Regions from separate parts of the Homo sapiens genome. Here region 1 is linked to region 2. A link is a loop called in an ENCODE intact Hi-C map of the cell type or tissue named here. Cell type or tissue: endothelial cell of umbilical vein. All regions are shown on one strand. Region 1 has its middle 7.4 kb from the start of LINC00649. Region 2 overlaps MRPS6 (mitochondrial ribosomal protein S6).

The links. Hi-C counts contacts between places; a loop is a spot of excess contacts. Peaks named below come from ENCODE experiments on the same cell type or tissue, not always from the same donor. Only the 100,000 strongest peaks of a DNase experiment are listed, where the experiment ranks them.
Region 1: a loop joins it to region 2, with 2.8 times the contacts of the local background. A loop is called at or near these places in 4 of 110 quality-filtered maps.

Annotation. Positions count from the first base shown.
Region 1 is chr21:33,921,697-33,925,696 of GRCh38, forward strand. No RefSeq gene overlaps it. Among named protein-coding and RNA genes, the nearest start is that of LINC00649, 7.4 kb to the right of the region's middle. In endothelial cell of umbilical vein, a CTCF peak has its summit at 2,475 (motif pointing right); a DNase peak (open chromatin) is centred at 2,495; H3K27me3 peaks cover 598 bases.
Region 2 is chr21:34,089,905-34,093,904 of GRCh38, forward strand. The region is part of intron 1 of MRPS6 (mitochondrial ribosomal protein S6); the gene reads left to right. All of the region lies in intron 1 of SLC5A3 (solute carrier family 5 member 3), which reads left to right. Among named protein-coding and RNA genes, the nearest start is that of SLC5A3, 18 kb to the left of the region's middle. In endothelial cell of umbilical vein, a CTCF peak has its summit at 1,861; a DNase peak (open chromatin) is centred at 2,797; H3K27ac peaks cover 640 bases.

The DNA.
Region 1 (4,000 bases), 170 kb before region 2:
GAAATGAGCAGTGTGGTGGCATCAGACCCTCACTGTACATGCTCTTAAAAAAGTGACTCAAAGGCTTAAAAAGTGACTTAAAGCCTCACACCTGTAATCCCAGCACTTTGGGAGGCCGAGGCGGGCGGATCACCTGAGGTCAGGAGTTTGAGACCAGCCTCGTCAGCAGGGTGAAACCCCATCTCTACTAAAAATACAAAAATTAGCCAGGTATGGTGGTGAATGCCTGTAATCCCAGTTACTCAGGAGGCTGAGACAGGAGAATCATTTGAACCCGCGGGGCGGAGGTTGCAGTGAGCCTAGATTGTGCCACTGCACTCCCGCCTGGGCGACAGAGTGAGACTCCACCTCAAAAAAAAAAAGTGACTTAAAATAAATTTTTGTTTGTGTGACAGGGTCTCACTTTGTCACTCAGGCTGGAGTGCAGGGGTGAAATAATGGTTCACTACAGCCTAAACCTCCCAGGCTCAAGCAATCCTCCCACCGCAGCCTCCCTAGTTGCTGGGACTATAGGGATGCACCACCATGCCGCCAGCTAATTCTGTTATCTTTTTGTAGAGATGAGGGTCTTACTATGTTGCCCAGGCTGGTTTTGAACTCCTGGGCTTAAGCGATATTCCCCCCTCCACCTCCTAAAGTGCTGGGATTACAGGCTTGTGCCACCACACCCGGCTAAAAGTGACTTTTCCTTTAACCCAGAAAGAACGCTTCCAATCTATACTAGTCAGAAATCTGGACCAGTGTTAATGTGGAAAATGCTCACCACACTCAGCTTTAAAACGGCAAAAAACTAGAAACACATGTCTGAACATAAGAAAATGGCTTTTTAAATGGCATATTATGTAGCCACTAAAATGAGATTTTTCAGGGTTGGATGCAGGACTATAAGCATAAGCCTATAATCTCAGTGCTTTGGAAGGTCGAGGCAGGGAGAATCACTTGAGCCCAGGAGTTCCAGATCAGCATGGGCAACATAGTGAGACCGCATCTCTACCAAAAAAAAAAAAAAAAAAAAAAAAGCCAGGCATGGTGGCACATCATGCCTGTAGTTCCAGCTACTTGGGAGGCTAAGGAGGGAGGATTGCTTGAACCCAGGAGGTCAAGGTGGCAGTGAGCTGTGATTGTGCCACTGCACTCCAGTCTGAGCAACAGAGTGAGACCCTGTCTGAAAAAAAAAAAAGAGATACAGAGATTTTCAAAAAGTATTTAATGACATAAAAAGTACTTAATGACATGAGGAAAAATTACAAACCACACTGTGTGTTTTTCTACACAGTGAAAAATGCTCACTACACTATAGTAGTGAGCATATGTCACTACTATAATCAGAAAAAAAAGGATGACACGATCCTGTCACTTATTAATGACTATGGCCCTTAAAGGGGAGATACATCCTCTGTGGTTTCTGATAACACAGCTTCTGATATGAAAGGCAATTGCCTCAAGTTAAGGAGATCCATGAAAGACTGAGGAATTGGATCAGATTACCTCTTAAATTCCTTCCAAAGCTTAGCTTTAACGTAGACTCCTCCAACCTGGGGGAATTTTCTTTAGCTCTGCAGAATGCAGATAAGGATGGTATTTGTTCAGAGCAAAGGATAGTAATAACAATTTCCCTGTGCATTTCTTTTTTTGAGTCAGGGTCTTGCTGTGTCCCTCGGGCTGGAGTGCAGTGGCACCATCACAGTTCACTTGCAGCCTCGACCTCCCTGGGTTCAAGCCATCCTCCTGCCTCAGCCTCCAGAGGAGCTGGACTACAGATGTGAGCCACCATGTCTGGCCCCTATACATTTTGTCACACCAGAAGGACCTGAGAAATGTTTGCATTGTTCAAGTATTTATTTATCTTGGAGTGAATTCTGCTTCAATTTTGTCTTTCTGTTCTTTTCTTTTCTGAGTTCATTTTAAAAAACTGCATGAATCCTTTCTAGCAGACCAGAGCCACTTGTTGTCTTGGGGTGATGGGCTTTTACATGTAGCTGGTCTTTCTGTTTAAACCCAAAGGATGGGAAAGTGCCCTTGACAGCTTTCAGCAAGGATCTCTAGCACTTACAAAAAGGGGGCTTTAGGGGAGTCATGCCAATCTATGGAGGTCACTGGGCTGGAACCGATCAGGCTTTCAACAAAAAAAGTGTTGATAGAAATGGACAATGGGATTCCAGGTACTGAATCCATATCATTTTAAACTGTTTATCTTTAGGACTTGGCGCATCTGCTAGAGAAAAACAGCAAATAGCACATCTAAAAACAGCTTGGTGGTTTTTTGCATCTTTAGAGAAAGCTGCTTTAGGAGGGTCTGCAGTATAGACCTCCTGTATCTGCAAGGTGACAGACGGAGGACCCCAAGCCGTGGGAACTGGTCACCTACTGTGGGGCCCAGGCCTCTCCCCACTGCAGGTCAAGCCCATCTTGAAGCCACCACCTGCTTAGTGCTCAAGGTCACCGCTCTCAGCCTGGTCCAGGTGCTGAAGGATCATCTCGACACGAGGGGGCGCCATCTCCTCACATTGTGAGGAAGCCTCTGGCATCGGGATGAATTTTGTTCTAGAGCTTTCCTTCTACAAACCTCGGTGTTGTTCTCGCTCACATGCAAGAAAGAATCGGAGTATTGTGAGGTCTGCAAATGAAAGGGTCCCTTGCCAAATGCTCTAATCCAGGCTCCTGGTGTTTGCGGGCCCAGATAGCTACAGTTTGTTGTCCCCTGGCTGCAAACCTTCTAGGAGTTTCTAGCTTTAGAAACCCTAGAAACAAACCCCTTCTAATGTTTCAGCTCCACAGCCCCTGCCCACCCAGCCCCTCAGACTTCCCATAGCAACCCAGGTTGGAGTCATCTCGCCCAGGTTTTCATATCTGCTCCACGGGCTTCACAGAAAAGTGCTGCTGGCTTGGAGCAGATCCGTAACTCTGATATCAAAGTCCTTTTTCTTTTGGGGCTAGGGCAGTTCAGGGAGAAGTTATGCCACTAAATGGGTGCCTTGTTGGGGAAGACGGTAATGACTGTAGGAATGAACAAATGATAAACAGCAGAACATTCTTCTGTTCATTGATTTGAATCAAAACAGACTGTAAATTGAGATGAGGAATGAATGTATTAATAGTAAACTGGACCTGCTTGGTGCCCTTTTTTGATGTCATGAAGCACTCTGCAGTTCCAGCTGCGGCCAAGCCTTGGGGCCTGGGGGACCTGGGTCACTGGAGTCTGGTTATGATCCTGTTGTTCCTGCAGAGGCAGCGTCAGGTTCTGCAGCCCCAGGGCCTGGGTTGGAATTGCAGCCCTTCCCTTCACCAGCTGTGTGACTTGGGCAAGTTGCCTAACCTCCTGCCTCATTTCCTTACCTGGAGAATGGAGATAGTGATGGTATATATCATGTAAATTATGTAATGCCTGCAAAACATTTAACGCAGCGTGGGCAAGGAGTCGGCACACCACAAACTAGAGCTGTTACTCTCATCCCCAGGATGCAGTCCCCTCTAAATGCAGTATTTTGTCTTTCAATAGAGGCAAGATGAATGCAAACATGGATCATGCTTCATTATGGATTTTTTTTTTTTGAGACGGAGTTTCGCTCTGTCCCCCAAGCTGGAGTGAGTGCAGAGGCATGACCTCAGCTCACTGCAACCACTGCTTCCTGGGTTCAAGCGATTCTCCTGCCTCAGCCTCCAGAGTACTTGGAACTACAGATGCGCCCCACCACACCCGGCTAATCTTTTTGTATTTTTAGTAGAGATGAGGTTTCACCATGTTGGCCAGGCTGGTCTCGAACTCCTGGCCTCAAGTGATCTGCCCGCCTTGGCCTCCCAAAGTGCTGAGATTACAGGTGTGAGCTACCGCCCCCGGCCTTCCATTTTGGAATGTTAATGCTTTGTTTCATTACCTTCTTTTTTTAAATTTTTATTTATTTTTTATTTATTTTTATTTTTTTATTATACTTTAAGTTTTAGGGTACATGTGCACATTGTGCAGCTTAGTTACATATGTATACATGTGCCATGCTGGTAC
Region 2 (4,000 bases):
AAAACATTACGGTACAGGTTGAATATCCCGTATCTTAAATGCTTGGGACCAGAAGTGTTTTGGATTGTGGGATATTGCATATTACTTGGTGGCTGAGCATCCCATATCTGAACATCCCAAACCCAAAATGCTCCAGTGAGCATTTCCTTTGAGCATCATGTCAGTTCTCAAAAAGTTTTGGATTTGGGAGGAGCATTTCAGATTTTGTATTTTTGCATTAGGGATACTTAATCTGTAGTGTTGTCTTTAGCTCCACTTACAATTTAAAACTGGCTGGAGTTCAGGCCAGTTATATTAGGAAAACCTGTTTTGCTCTTTGTGTTACTGATGAACCGCTACAGTATCCTTGCTCCACATTTTTAAAGTAAGCAGGGGTTGAGGACAGTCCTATGTGAGTACACATACACTCTGCATCAAGCGTTAGTAGTCTATTCCACCACAGGAATTTGCTTTCCTAGAACTTGAGTCAAGGTGACAAAAGTGAAAGCATGTATGTAAAGTCTTAAGAATTTTATATACATTTTTTCTTTTTGTATTTTACTTGAAGTGATTTAAGTAGGAGCTAATAGTTGATGAGACAGTTGGGAGTCTAAAATGTTTGAGAGAGCTGCATCTTTAATGCATTATTTTATCTAATCTTTCTATATATAAATAACTTGGGAAAATCCTAATATGCCTTGCACATAGTTGACAGTTTAATTTGAAAGGAACTAATATCACTTCTAGTATATTCAGGTTGTAGGGAGTAAACTGACATTTACTGAGCCACCTCCCCATTGCACTGGGCAATACTAGCTTTCTCTGTTACTTATTCCTTATAAATCATAAGGAGCAAGTTGGTTTCATTTTAAAAGCCAGACAGTTGAGACTTGTTGAGGCTCATAGAGATGAAGTTGTTGCCTGAGATCCTACAGTTAGGAAGTGACGGAGCATGGAACCCAGCCCTTAAAAACTGTGCTGTTTTCTTCTGTACCGTGCCACCTACATAGATGTGGTACCTACACCCACCTCCCTTCTTACAGAATCATGAAATCTGTCTGTTGGGGTGGGGAGAAAACAAGCTTGGGTATGCCCATGTTTTTTGTTTTTGGTAGGTTACACAAAAGTGATTGTAATTCAGGTAATTAGTTTTCAGAGGTGTCTGTGTGTTCTATAACCCTTCAATTATTAGCTGGCTAAGTGAATATTTTTCATTTGGATCAGAGGATGAGCAGGGCTCATCAAGCTTACCATTGACAGAGTGCTGGACTAGGCGTCTCAGATTGTACCTTGAGTGTGTGGTTTGTAAATTGACTCCAAAGCTAAAAGAGGTGGTTGTTTGGTCACGTTTAAGATTATTGCGTACTACTCTTTGCAGGCCCCGCCCTGTGTCATTGAACTTATGACTTGAAGCCCTGAGTATAGGAGATAATTTTTCTTGTTCCTTGTTTGGTTTTAGTGGCAGGTGGTTTTTTATTTTATTATTTTTTTGATAGAGTGCCCATATATCCTGCTGTTTACATATAGTTCCAGAATAAGTTTCTGGTTTGGAAGATAAATTATATGGTCACCCAGACAGTACTAGAGAGATCTGGTCATGATAACTAATTACATTTTGGTTAACATGGTTATATCACCTGAAGGAGTGCTTATTTAAATTTGGTCTTACCTTTTTTTCTCTTTCTATTTGGTCAAATGCAGCAAATATTTATATTTACACTTCTCTATTTGGATTAATTCTTCAGTTGCAATTTAATTTATCCAGATGCGTGGAATAGAACCAAAACTGCATTCTAATTCTGTGCAAAACAATAAAATACTACTTTCTGAGAAGGATGCCTTCTCTTTTGGGAAGAAGGGGAATCTGCTCTGTTTCAAAGCACCTTTGTGTTCAAGGTTTGGCTAAATCTGCTCATCACCACTAGGGGACTGTTTCTTTTTGCATTCTACAAGTATTACTCCCATTACAGAAGCTTTTTAAGAAAAAAATGGACTACCAAGGAACCCACCTACATGCTTTTCATAACTATACCTATTTTATTGTCTTATAATTTTACTTGAGAGGTTTGCGTGAATGATGAACTGTGACAAAAAGCATATATAAATATAAAAATACAAGTTAAAAAGCCTCATGTTAGCTGAAGATTCTTCCATGTGTATTCTTATAAAAATAAGGGAACCCTGGACAGTGCTCATTGTATTTTGTTGAAGAAATGTTAACTTCTTTAAAAGGAAGAAAAACATATATATATATATAACATACTGTATATTCAGAACCATTTTTAAGGAATGTAGTTTATCTCTTGAAAGACTGAAATTCAAGGCTGTGACTGTGACTAGAGTGTAAAATATAGCTGCATTGCATTATAGTATTTTATATATTTCTACAAACCAAATTGACCTGTTTTTGGTTTTGTTTTTCCTTTTCCAGTCTTTACCAGGTGCTGGTCTCTGCATGTGTTTTGTTTAAGTTGGAAAAATCTAGACACGACCCACAGAGTGGTATGGTATCCAGTGAGAAGGGAACTGTCCGCAGTGGCTTTGAAGGATATGAGGAAGCCTAGGCGGAGAGTTGAGAATTCAGCCTTGAGCTAGTGTTAGGGTACTATTTGGTACCTCTCCTGTGGGCAGAGCGACTTTACTAGAGAAGTTAGGAGTTAGGGCTAGCATGAGAACTTCATGCAGTTTGAGCATTCATCAGGCAGCAGAATATAGCTTCTATATTTACCTTGCATAAATCAGATTTGACAATGAAGAACAATGTTACTGATAGTAACAGTGCTTCCCAGTGATTGAGGAAGTGCTTGTTTTCTTTTTCAGCACTTTGTTCTCTGAACAAATAAGCTGCAGCAGCTACTATGACACATAACCCACCCTATTTCCCCCCCAACGGCCAGATGAAACCAGAAATACCCACTGTGTTTTTCTCTCCCTTCTTTGGAAAGCACGTGGTTGCTACTGCCATTGGGAAGAGTGATACCTGATTAGCCAGGTAGCCTTCTGAAAATTGAAACAAGTGGCCTGAGGATGACTTGGATGGCTGTTGGGTAGCAGAGAGCCCTGGAGGCAGGGTTTCATAACTGCGAACAGCAGTTTTCATTGTAATTGACACAGCAGTTTTCATTGTAATTGACAAGCTTCCCTTATGCAGAAACATTTAACGATACCTTTTTAAATAATGTTTACTAGTCATCTGATTAGATTTTATTAAAAATTTAGATGATTCGTCCTACATAATGTCAAAGCATTTGTTTAAAAACTTGGAAGCTTTTGGGGGTGGGGAAGGTGGTCATAGAAATATGATCATCTTCAGGATTTGGCAGGTATGAAGTGATACAAACCTCAACTTTTAAGATTTTTTTTTTTTTTTTTGCTTTTCTCTGGCAATCAATCTTATTTATGCCAGCCGTTGACACTTAGAAAGGATTTAAATCACTTTTCATAGCATAATTATTGTATTGCTTAATGCTTTAAAAAGGCACGCAGATGGGATTGAGACATTTCTATCCAGGCAGTTTTTTCTGCATTAGACCTAAGAACCTAATTTTGTAGGGCAGTAGTCTCTAGGCATTATGTTTAGCTCCTTTTGTCAGTGAGAAGTGTGTTGTAAAGTTTCTAATACTGTGGTCTGTTTTGAACGGTTTTGAGAAGAGGTAGCTTTAGTATAATTTATAGGACTTAAAAGGAAAATGCCTAGAATCATCAGAAAAAGCATGGAAAAACATTCTTCTCTGAGGTTGCCTTATTGGAAAAGGAGAAATCATTTAGAAGTTAATGTGTGGAAGGCATTAGGTTGAATAAAATTGTTGTTCGTATTGATCTGTCAGCTGCAATTACAATTAACTGAAAATTTAGTATTTGTCTCTTTTTCAGGAGAGAAGCCGTCAAATTTTAATACATTTAATTTTAGGTATATTTAAATGTCTGTTTTGCAGAGTGATTATCTTAATCCAGAACTGAAAAATTCCTGATGGTCCTACTGAAGATTTATCTAATGGTCCACAAATGTCTGTTTTGTTGA